Linked DNA regions of Homo sapiens: region 2 is linked to region 1. Evidence: chromatin loops called from intact Hi-C (ENCODE). Cell type or tissue: K562. All regions are shown on one strand. Links, peaks and the distances in the headings refer to the core of each region. The heading gives the core; the rest is flanking DNA. Region 1 overlaps DNAJC6-AS1 (DNAJC6 antisense RNA 1). Region 2 overlaps LEPR (leptin receptor).

Evidence for each region. Hi-C counts contacts between places; a loop is a spot of excess contacts. Peaks named below come from ENCODE experiments on the same cell type or tissue, not always from the same donor. Only the 100,000 strongest peaks of a DNase experiment are listed, where the experiment ranks them.
Region 2: it touches region 1 in a loop (5-fold over the local background); 1 of 110 quality-filtered maps calls a loop at or near these places.

The regions. Positions count from the first base shown.
Region 1 is chr1:65,290,497-65,295,885 of GRCh38, reverse strand. The region is part of intron 2 of DNAJC6-AS1 (DNAJC6 antisense RNA 1); the gene reads left to right. It also overlaps a transcript of DNAJC6 not described here. Among named protein-coding and RNA genes, the nearest start is that of DNAJC6-AS1, 16 kb to the left of the region's middle. In K562, for the core only: no CTCF peak of the experiment used is centred there; a DNase peak (open chromatin) is centred at 2,645.
Region 2 is chr1:65,478,001-65,483,389 of GRCh38, reverse strand. The region is part of intron 2 of LEPR (leptin receptor); the gene reads right to left. Among named protein-coding and RNA genes, the nearest start is that of LEPROT, 60 kb to the right of the region's middle. In K562, for the core only: no CTCF peak of the experiment used is centred there; a DNase peak (open chromatin) is centred at 2,219; H3K4me3 peaks cover 2,902 bases.

The DNA.
Region 1 (5,389 bases), core at 327-5,326:
ATTACCATGGGGCCAGTTCCCTTGTCCTCAATCTATCTTAACTTTCAATGGGAAGCAATGATAGGAGGAAAAAAATAGCAAAGACCTATTAAATAATTCAGTAAAACTTAAGTCGACACAAACCCCATTTACTAGAACTTTCTCAGTGTGGTAGTTAAGAACATGGGCTTTGGAGATGGACAGACCCAGACTTCCAGCCTGGATATTTGAACTTGAATGAAATACATAACTTTTCTGAGTCTCAGTTTCTCATTTGTTCATTGAGGTACTACCCTACTGATTGGCTGTACATATTAAATTAGCTAGAGTAGCTATAGTGTACATTTATTCTTTTATCAACCAAGAAGAATGGTCCCTTTTTCTGGGAAATTCTCTTCTGTGGTTGGGTTAGAGCTGCCATAGCCCAGGGATAGGTACCTATAACCAAGCTAGGTCAACCATGGCTTTTTCACAGGACTTTTCCATTTAAAACCAGAAAGAGCAAGTCTGAGTCTATCCTTCCCTAGAGCAAAGATGACACACAGAGGTTGAAGGAGCCATTCTTTCTGACATATGGAGACAAGTGATCTGAGAGAACAATGCTGCTGAGGAGGGAGAAGTAAATTTGAGAGAGGAAGATAGGTATATAGGAAAAACAGTGTTTATATTCTAGAAATTCAGGAGACCCAGATGCACTCCCATGCTTCATACAATTACAAGATCCCCCTTTTTCAATTTAGTTAATTCAGATTGCATCTCTGTCACTTGTAATCAAAGGAATCCTGCCTAATACAGTACTTAACACAATGCCTGCATCACTGTAGCTCAATACACTGAAGTTATTATGATTTCCTCACATAATTGGATTAGCACTTCCATCCCTACTTCTCTATAACACATAAAAAGAAAAACTTCAGATGCCTAAATAAAAGCTTACATTATAAATGTAGCAAAAATAATAAGCATCATGCTACCACTTAGAATCCTTACATATTCAACTAAACCTCCTATACTTTTTTTCTGGCTATAACTAACATTTATGCTGTACTCTATATTGTACAGAGAACATTTTTTAAGCAAAACATTGTCCAGCAGAAATATAATGTGAGCCATATGTGTAATATTTTAATTTCCAGCAGCCAAAATAAATTTTTACAAGTGAATTTAAAAAATAAACAAGTGAATTAATTTTAATAACACTTTATTTAACTCAATGGGTACAATATATTGCCATTTCAACATGTAATCAATAAGATATTTTATATATTTTTCCACCTAAGTGTTCAAAATCTACTGTGTATTTTATACTTACAGCACATCTCAATTGGACTAGCCACATTTCAAATGCTCAATAGCCACTTATAGCCAGTGGCTACTACATCAGACAGTGCAGATATAAAATGCTGTAGTCAATCTTCACACCAATTTTAAGAAGATTGAAGCTTTTGTAATTACAGATGATAAAATTGAACTCAAAAAAATTAAGTGATTTTTTTTTCATAGTCAACAACTAATCAGTCCCAAGCCCAGGATCAAACTTTGGCCTTTGCCCTCTACATTTTCTGCTTCTTATTTATGTTACCCATACAATAAGAACTGATGTTCAACATGATCCTGAAATACAGCCAAATCAAACAAATACATAAATAATGACATGACTTCACCTATAAAATGGAAAGACTGGATTGGTGGGCAATAGGTACAAGGATTTATCTTCTGTATTTTCTGTTATAGTTCACAAGTCAGGTTTCAAGAGAAAAATGGGTATTGCTGATATGTCTTAACCATTATCATTTTCTCTGAACCTTTTCACAAAGTCCTTTCATTGCTTTTTCTTTGTAGCAACAAATGAATTCCTTGTTTTGATGCAAATTAACCCTGCAAATTAACAAGAAACTTGTTTTTTAGTTAAGATAACTGAGTGAAAGTGCTTAGCACAATGCCTGGAACATAGTAATTTATGTTGATTTCCTTTGCATCATAGGGTAAACATGTTTTCAAGGAAAATTTAATACCTGGGAAAATACACTAATAGAACATAAGTTTGATTCTAAATGAAAATTATATTCTTAAAAGCAATCTGCCTCTGTATGTGTACAGACAAAACTATGCCTCTGTACGTGCATATCTGCCCCTATTTGTGCATAGACCAACATATTAACAATAATTAGCTCTTGATAATGGTATTAGAAATGACTTAAAGTAGATGTTTATTTTTGTATGTTATGAAAAAATGTTTGCAAAAATGGCTGCAAACATTCATCCCACTCACCCTCACTTGCTGCCACCCATATCACAATGCAATATTATTTTATATTTCTTCTCACCAAGAGGTAGGGTACACTTCTTCACTCCTTGAATCTGGGCTGGCCTTGTGACTTGCTTTGTACAATAGAGGGTGTTGGGGAGTGTCTGTGTCCCTCCAAAATTCCTATGTTGAAGGCCTAACTCCCAGTGTGGTAGTATTTGGAGATGGGGGCCTTTGGAAGATGATTACGTTTAAATGAGGTTATGTGGGTAGGGCCCCCATCATGGGATTAGTGTCCTTATAAGGAAAAGAAGAAACACCAGAGCATGTGCTCACTGTCTCTCTGGCTCTCTCTCACACACACCCCATCTACCCCCATGTGAGGACTCAATGAGAAGACAGCAAGCAGCCTTCTGCAAGCCAGGATAAGGGTCCTCATAGCAACTGAATCTGCCAGCACCTTTATCTTGACTTTCCCAGCCACCAGAATGGTGAGATATAAGTGTGTGTTGTTTATGCTATCCAGTCTATGATGTTCTGTGACAGCAGCCTGAGCTGACTGAGGCAGAGGGGAAGTACTGTTTTACCAGCTCCAGACACAGGCCCAAGAGCATTGTGGATTTCTGCTTGCTCTCTTGGCTCCTCTTCTCCTTCTCCAAGAGAACAAGCCCAAGCTAGTCTGCTGTAGGATGGGAGGCCACATGGAGGAGCTGATCCTGACATCCCAGCTGATGCCTCATACGTTTGAGTGAGCCCCAATGACAACAGCTGAGGTTGGCCCAGACTGGAAGAACTGCCCTCTGAGCCCATTTAAATTACTGCCAGCAGAATTGTGACCTGAATGTATGCTGTCTTAAGCCACTAATTTTGGGGGTGGTTATCTCAACACAGTGTAAAATAATAAAAATAAAAAATAAAAAAACTGGCTGGGTCTAATGGCTCACACCTATATTCCCAGTACTTTGGGAAGCCAAGGCAGGAGGATCACTTGAGCCCAGGAGTTTGAGACCAGCCTAGGCAACATGATGAGACCCCATCTCTACAAAAAAAAATTAAAGAAAATAGCCAGGCATGATGGTGTGTGCCTGTGGTCCCAGCCACTCAGGAAACTGAGGCAGGAGGATTGCTTGAGCCCAGGAAGTCGAAGCTGTAATGAGCCACATTCATGCCACTGCACCCCAGCCTAGGCAATACACCAAGACCCTGTCTCAGGAAAAAAGAAAAAAGTTTGGGGTGGTTTATTATGTAGCAAAACCTAAATTAATACAAACGTGTTTTCCAGAGTTTCTACAATGAAAAGCGTAATATTCATTAAAAAAAAAAAACAAAAAAAAAAAACCAGGCCGGGTGCGGTGGCTCATGCCTGTAATCCCAGCACTTTGGGAGGCCAAGGTGGGTAGATCATCTGAGGTCAAGAGTTCAAGACCAGCCTGGCCAACATGGTGAAACCCCGTCTCTACTAAAAACACAAATAATTAGCCAGGTGTGGTGGCAGGCACCTGTAATCCCAGCTACTCGGGAGGCTGAGGCAGAAGAATTCCTTGAACCTGGGAGGCAGAGGTTGTAGTGCGTTGAGATCGCGCCATTGTACTCCAGCCTGGGCAACAAGAGCGAAACTCCATCTCAAAAAGTAAAAAGTAAATAAAAAATAAAAACATTTGTAAAGAAGTCAGAAAGAAAGGAAGAACGAAGGAAAGGGAGTGAAGGTGGGAAAAAAGTGACAACGGTGGGAGGGAGAGAGGAAAGTAGGAACGAAAGAAGAAAAGCAAAAACAGATCTGTGTGCAAAAACACAGATCTGGGTACAAATCCTCACTCCACTATCCACTAGTTGTGTTAGTCAAGTTATCCAAAGCTTTTCTATCAAACTTTTCATATCAAACTTTTCTAATATTGCTTACCTCGTAGAATTGCTTTATGAATGATAGGTGATATTTACAGCACCCAGCAGAGTATCTGACCCTTAACAGCACTCAGTACATCTCATACCCCTTCCTCACCTTCTCCTTTTTTCTACACCCAGTAAAACCTGGATTTTTATGGCTCAGCTTTATCCCACTCAAGTATGCAGGGATATAGTTCACATTTTATTTTAAATTCATTTTAATCTCCTTTCCCAGGCAGAACAGGCTAAGTGACTCAAATCCATTTAATTAGGTCCTTCTGCACCTTTAGCTTTGGAGAAAATGTTAAATAATAGGAATGCTATAGATTCATTACTAACTTTCCTTGAATATTTTATTATGAAAATTTCAAACATACCAAAAAAGCTGAAAGAATTTCACATGATGAATATCTACATATCTAATGTATAAATTCAATAATTTGGCTAGGCATGGTGGTTCACATCTGTAATCCCAGCAGTTTGGGAGGCCAAGGTGGGTGGATCACTTGAGTTCAGGAGTTCGAGACCAGCCTGGTCAACATAGTGAAACCCCGTCTCTAATAAAAATACAAAAATTAGCCAGGTGTGGTGGTGTATGCCTGTAATTCCAGCTACTCATGAGGCTGAAGCAAGAGAATCACTTGAACCCAGGAGGCGGTCGTTGCAGTGAGCCAAGATAGTGCCCTGCACTCCAGCCTGGGTGACAAAGTAAGACTCCACTTCAAACAAACAAACAAAAAATTCAATAATTTGAAACATTTTGCAAGTTTGCTTTATCTAGATATTTGGGATTTTATTGTTTTTGCTGAACTTTTAAAGAATGAATTGAGACATTTTACTTCACCTCTTAATTTTTCATGATGCATTTCCTAATGGGGACATTTTCCTACACAACACAAAATTAATAATTCCTTACTGTCATCTAACATCCAATCTATATCTAAGTATCTCCAATTGTCTCTGAAAATGTCTTTGCTAATAGCTGACTTTTTAATAATAGCTAACATTTAGATAGTCATGATGCTTACAACAATACTCTAAGATGGATATTATTATTATCATACTATAGTTAAAGAAATTAAGTTCAAATGCTAACTGCCCTTCAGCACCATAGGAAAGGTAATAATTTAAAAATAAACAACAACAACAAAAAATGCTAACTGCCTTGCCGAAGATCACATAGATAGTTTGTGGAAAAGTTATTATTTAAGCTTATTTAAGTGTTTAAGTGTTTTTCAATAGATCAGGCTGATATGTGAACAAATGCATTTAAATTTT
Region 2 (5,389 bases), core at 150-5,149, 190 kb before region 1:
AATATCAGGTTGTATTTTTCCAATCTGATAGGTAGGAAATGGTGATACATTGTCGTTTTAATTTTCATTTCCAAGATTACTAAGGAGTTTGAGAACATGTCCATGGTATTGTCTTTTTCTTATTGATTTGTAGAAAAATCAATATTGATTTGTATATCTGAATACTAATTATTTGCTAGATACACACACGCACACACACACAACATTCTCCAAGTCTGCTTTCTGCTGTCCTTACAGTGTCTCCTGATGAACAGAGGTTCTTAATGTGCTCAAATTTACCAATCTTTCTCTTTATGGTTTGTGCGCTTTGTGTTTTGTCTAAGCAATATTTCCCTGCCCCAAGTCACAGATACTCCCTTTGTAGACTTTTACCTTCCACATTTACTTTTTTTTTTTTTTTTTGAGACAGAGTCTCACTCTGTCACCCAGGCTGGAGTGTAGTGGCACAATCTCGGCTCACTGCAACCTCCACCTCCCAGGTTCAAGTAATTCTCCTGCCTCAGCCTCCCAAGTAGTTGGGATTACAGGTGTGTGCCACCACGCCTGGCTAATTTTTTTGTATCTTTAGTAGAGACAGGGTTTCACCATATTGGCCAAGCTGGTCTCGAACTCCTGACCTTGTGATACGCCTGCCTTGGCCTCCCAAAGTGCTGGGATTACAGGCTTGAGCCATCGCACCCAGCCTCACATTTACATTTTTAATAGACATGGAATTGATATCTATGTTCATGGTAAAGTGAACATCCAATTCCACTTCTTCCATGTAAGTAACCAATTATTTCAACCCCATATGTTGACCAATTCCCTCATTTCACTGGTTTTCAGCAATGCCACCTCTGTCACATACCAAGTTTGTTATGTTCCATTGCTCCCTTGGTCCCTTAGTCCTCATACCAGTCACTCACTCACTTCTTATTTAATAAGCTTAATAATAAAATTTGCTTCATCTTTTTCAGGACAATTTGGGTCATTCTCAGACCCTCAAGTCATCTATATAAATTTTAGAACCAGCTTTCAAGCTTTGTCATTTCAAGCTTTTTAGTACAACACAGATTGCCTTCAGATACATATTTTAATCCCATTGAATATATTGTTCCATTTGAGTAGATACAGCATCTCAAAATATTTTGTCTACAAATTCATACATATGATATATCTTCTATTAATTCTGGTATTTTTAATATCTTTTAATAAATTTAATAATTGTCTCCATTAAGGTCTTTATTTTTTCAGCTCATTCCCTGGTGTGTGTGTGTGTGTGTGTGTATGTGTAAAATTGCCATTGTAAATTAAATTGTAACTTTTAATTTCAGCTCTTTTAGAGCTTTGTTGCTGTTGTATAGAAATACAATGTATTTGTATATTGATTTTTATCCAACAACTTATCTAAACTTTTTAATCAATTTTAGTAATGTATCTGTAGCTTGTTGTAGGTGTTCCATATTAAATCATCATATAAAATTTCTAAAATGCTAATTTCCTCTTTTTTCTTCTAATTCTTATACTCTTCTTTTTCTTGTTTTTGTTTAGGGTTTTAACTTTTCTTCTGGGGTGTTTTTTTTTTTTTAGTAACATTAGCAAATTACCTGAAAGATAATGTGTCTGAAGTTGTACCAAACTTGTACCAAAGTTGAAGTATATTTACATACCTGGAATAAATTGAACTTGATAATGATGTATTAATTCCTATACATATTGCTGTAATTACTTTTAAATAATATAAAGTCTGGGATTTTTGTACCTATGTCTTAAACATTGGTCTATAATTTACTTTTATTTATTATACCTATTCAATCCACTTTTAGAATGAAATGAGTTGGGCAACTTTTTCTTATCTTTTATTTTCTGATACAACTAAAGTAATATAGGGATTTTCTGTTCCTTGGAAAGTGTGTTTGGACTCACCTGTAAAACAACCACAGTCTCTATCTACTAGGAATGTGGTAGTAAAAGGAAAGGATTAATAATCATGTTATATTATTGGTGTATTTAATTTTCTATTTCACATTTATGCTGGGAAGTTGTGGGTTTTTTTTCCCCGAAACCCACTTTTCTAGACTGTTATGGGCTGAATCATATTCCTAGAAAATTCATATAAAGTCTTAATCCTCAATTCCTCGAATTGTGACTGTATTTAGAGATAGGGCCTTCAGAGAGGTGATTATGTTAAAATGAGGCTGTTAGGGTGGGCCCAAATCTAACCTGCCTGCTGTTGTTATAAGGAGATACATGTGACAGCAGGCATGCCTGCACACAGAAGAAAGACCACGTGAGGATACAGTAGGAAGGCAGTCAGTCATCTGCAAGCCAAGGAGAGAGGCCTCAGGGGAAACCAAACCTACCAACACCTTGATCTTAGACTTCTAGCCTCCAAAGCTGTGAGAAAATGCATTTCTGTTGCTTAAGCCACTCAGTCTATGGTATTTTGTTATAAGAGCTCTAGGAAACTAATATATACGTATTTATTGGAGTGTAAGCTAGTTGTTCAAAACATTTTTTTCTTTCTCTCTTTATCATGTATTTTGCTTATTCATATCTTTTCTTTTTTTCTTAACCTTGCTAGAGATTTTTCTGTCTTATTAAGAGTGAACCAGACCTCCTGGTTCAGATCCTGGCTCTGCTATTACTGGTAGTGTGAACTTTGACAAGCTACTCAACTTCTCTTAGCTTCTTTTTCCTCTTTTGTAAAATGGGGATAAATATCCTCATGTATATATCTTTAATATATAAATAAATAGGAAAAACAGAAAATCTACTCAAACCTATAAATTTCCTCTGCCTTAGCGACTTCCAGTAAATTTTGATATGAGATACTTTCGTTATCATTCACCTGTGGGTATTTTGTATTTTCCTTTTAAATTATCATTTACTGCAAGGGTTAACTGGCACCCTGTATTCCATTTTATTTTGTTTCCAGAGATAGGGAGTGTTTTGTCTCCCTTCCATTATATCTTAGCTTCACTCTAGTCCTTACTGGATACATCTGTCTCCATGCAGCTCCTGGTTCATAGACACCATATCTTCTTGTACTTTTCTGAGGATGCCAGACTATTTCTTAAATATTTTTCTGGATCCCAGACTAGCTGGTTTTCACATGTGTATTCTTCCTCAAAAACCATCTCGATACGGTTTTTCTTTGTTGCACAGTATCTTTTTTTTTTCTACCATAGGAATTGTTTTATTTTTCTTCTCTACTTCTTGAACAAGGCAAGACCTATTAAAGCTCCAGGTTTTCAATAGGTAGGTGGATGGAGTTTCTGTTGGTCCTGCTCATTGTCCATTGGTGTGGTGGTTGACTACTTTTCTCAAATCTAGAACTGAAGGGTAGATTGACAGGCACTGCTCGCATTCTAAACCCTAGATTCTAGCTGGCTTCCTTCTGGCCTGCTTCTGTTTTTCATGGGTTAACACGTTTCACGTTCCTTCCACCTGACAGAGTTGTTTTTTTGTTTGTTTGTTTGTTTGTTTTTTGTCTTGTTTTGTTTTGTTTTTAGTGAGCTAAACTGATTACATACCTACTAAGATCAAGTTTCTTTTTCAACTTAAACCTTCAGGACTGTATTCCTGGGAATTGCCTTCTTAGAAAGCAGTGAATGCTGCTGATTGTCTTCTACTTTCTGCCCAGTTGTTTTGGAGGATTTGTGGTTTAGTATCTACCTGGCATTAAGAAGATGACAGTTGAGTTTGATGACGGATATACAGAAGATCAGGAAATATGTACTCTGTCTTAGAAAGCACTTTTAGAAAGGCATACAGGGCTTCCTCAAAACCCATTTTCTTTATTGTCTGAACAAGTGAAGAAGTGTAAACTACTGCTCTACCTCTGGTCAGGTAGATGTCTCTGGAAGCGAAGCTGGTATATGCCAGATACGCTTTGGAAATTGCTTCATGATATGTCCTATCTCTATCATTTTCTTACATGTTACTCTGGGGACAAGTTTATTAACCTCTCTGCCTCTCTCGGTTTCCTCACCTGTACAAAGGGGAAGTGTACCTCTATGGGCTATTATAAGGCATAAAAGTCATAATCCATATAGAATACTTAGAACTATGCCTAGATTCATAAATGTTCCATGATCATTATTTAATAATGCTGCTGCTGCTGCTATTGTAAAAAAAAATATGTCCTGTACTAAGAGCTATGGGACTTAGGTGCATTTCTATCTCCTCCAACTGAATAATCCTGAGCTTTATTTTCCTCCCTGTGCCTTTTTCCATTTGTAAAATTACAGTGTTGGGATATACAATCTCCAAAATCCTGCCTGCTCTGACATACACACCGTGGAAGCTGTAGCATCACTTTGCTTCATGAATCCTCTGGGATTGGAAATTCTTTATAAGACTGTATTAAACAAACACAACTCTTTCTGAATCCTGCAAAACGAAACTGGACCTGGGACAAGTATTTTAACACAAAGTTCTATTTGTCCTCAATCTTGTTTGGCCCTGACCAAATGTAGGGTGTGATTTTTTTCTTCTCCACTCCTTCTTACACAAGGCAAGACCTACTCAAACTCCAGGTTTTCAACAGGTGGGGTGAGTACAGTTTCCATTGGTCCTACTTGTTGCCCATTGGTATGGTGGTTGACTACTTTTCTCAAATCTAGAACTGAAGGGTAGATTCACTGGCGCTGATCTCATTCCAAAACCCACCTTCTAGCTTACTTCTTTCTGGTCTACCCCTACTTTTTGTGGTTAACATGCTCCTTCCATACAACTGAGCTGTTTTTGTTTTTGTTTTTAGTGAGCTGAACAGATTAAGTACCCACTAAGATCAAGTTTCTTCCTTTCAACTTAAACTTCAGGACTGAACTCTAACTGAACTGCAGACGAGCAAGCATAGGAATGTGTATGGAATATGAGCCACTTTGATATTGAAGTTGGCATGCAGCAAAAGCTGACTAAATACATCTCCCTGAAGCAGAGGTCCACACAAAACAATTTGGGAAAATGAGCTCTAAAAGCCTTCAAAAGACCTCTTTCTACCTACCATAATTAACCAGTGTTTAAGAAAACATGGCAGCCTTTTAGATGTAATATAATTTTACAGTTTTCATTGTGATTCCCATATTTATATTCCACATAATAGAGTGAGTTAGGATGGACGGCCCCATTACCCAACCAAAGGGGGACTTGGAGAGCCAATAATTGGCAGAGATGTCAGTGGGACCCAGGTCTCCCAAATCCTAGCCTGGGTGTTTTTCCACTAAACTTGGTCTTCCTCTTAGTTTTTATAAGAAGCCCTTCAAGCTCTTGCACATATTTAGGTCAAAATTACTACTTTCAGACCTATTGTCTGATTTGGAAGGAAATCTTGTAATTACAGGATGACTTCAAAACAATATTCAATTGCATAATAGGAGTGTGGGTTGCATGTTTTGAGCATTAA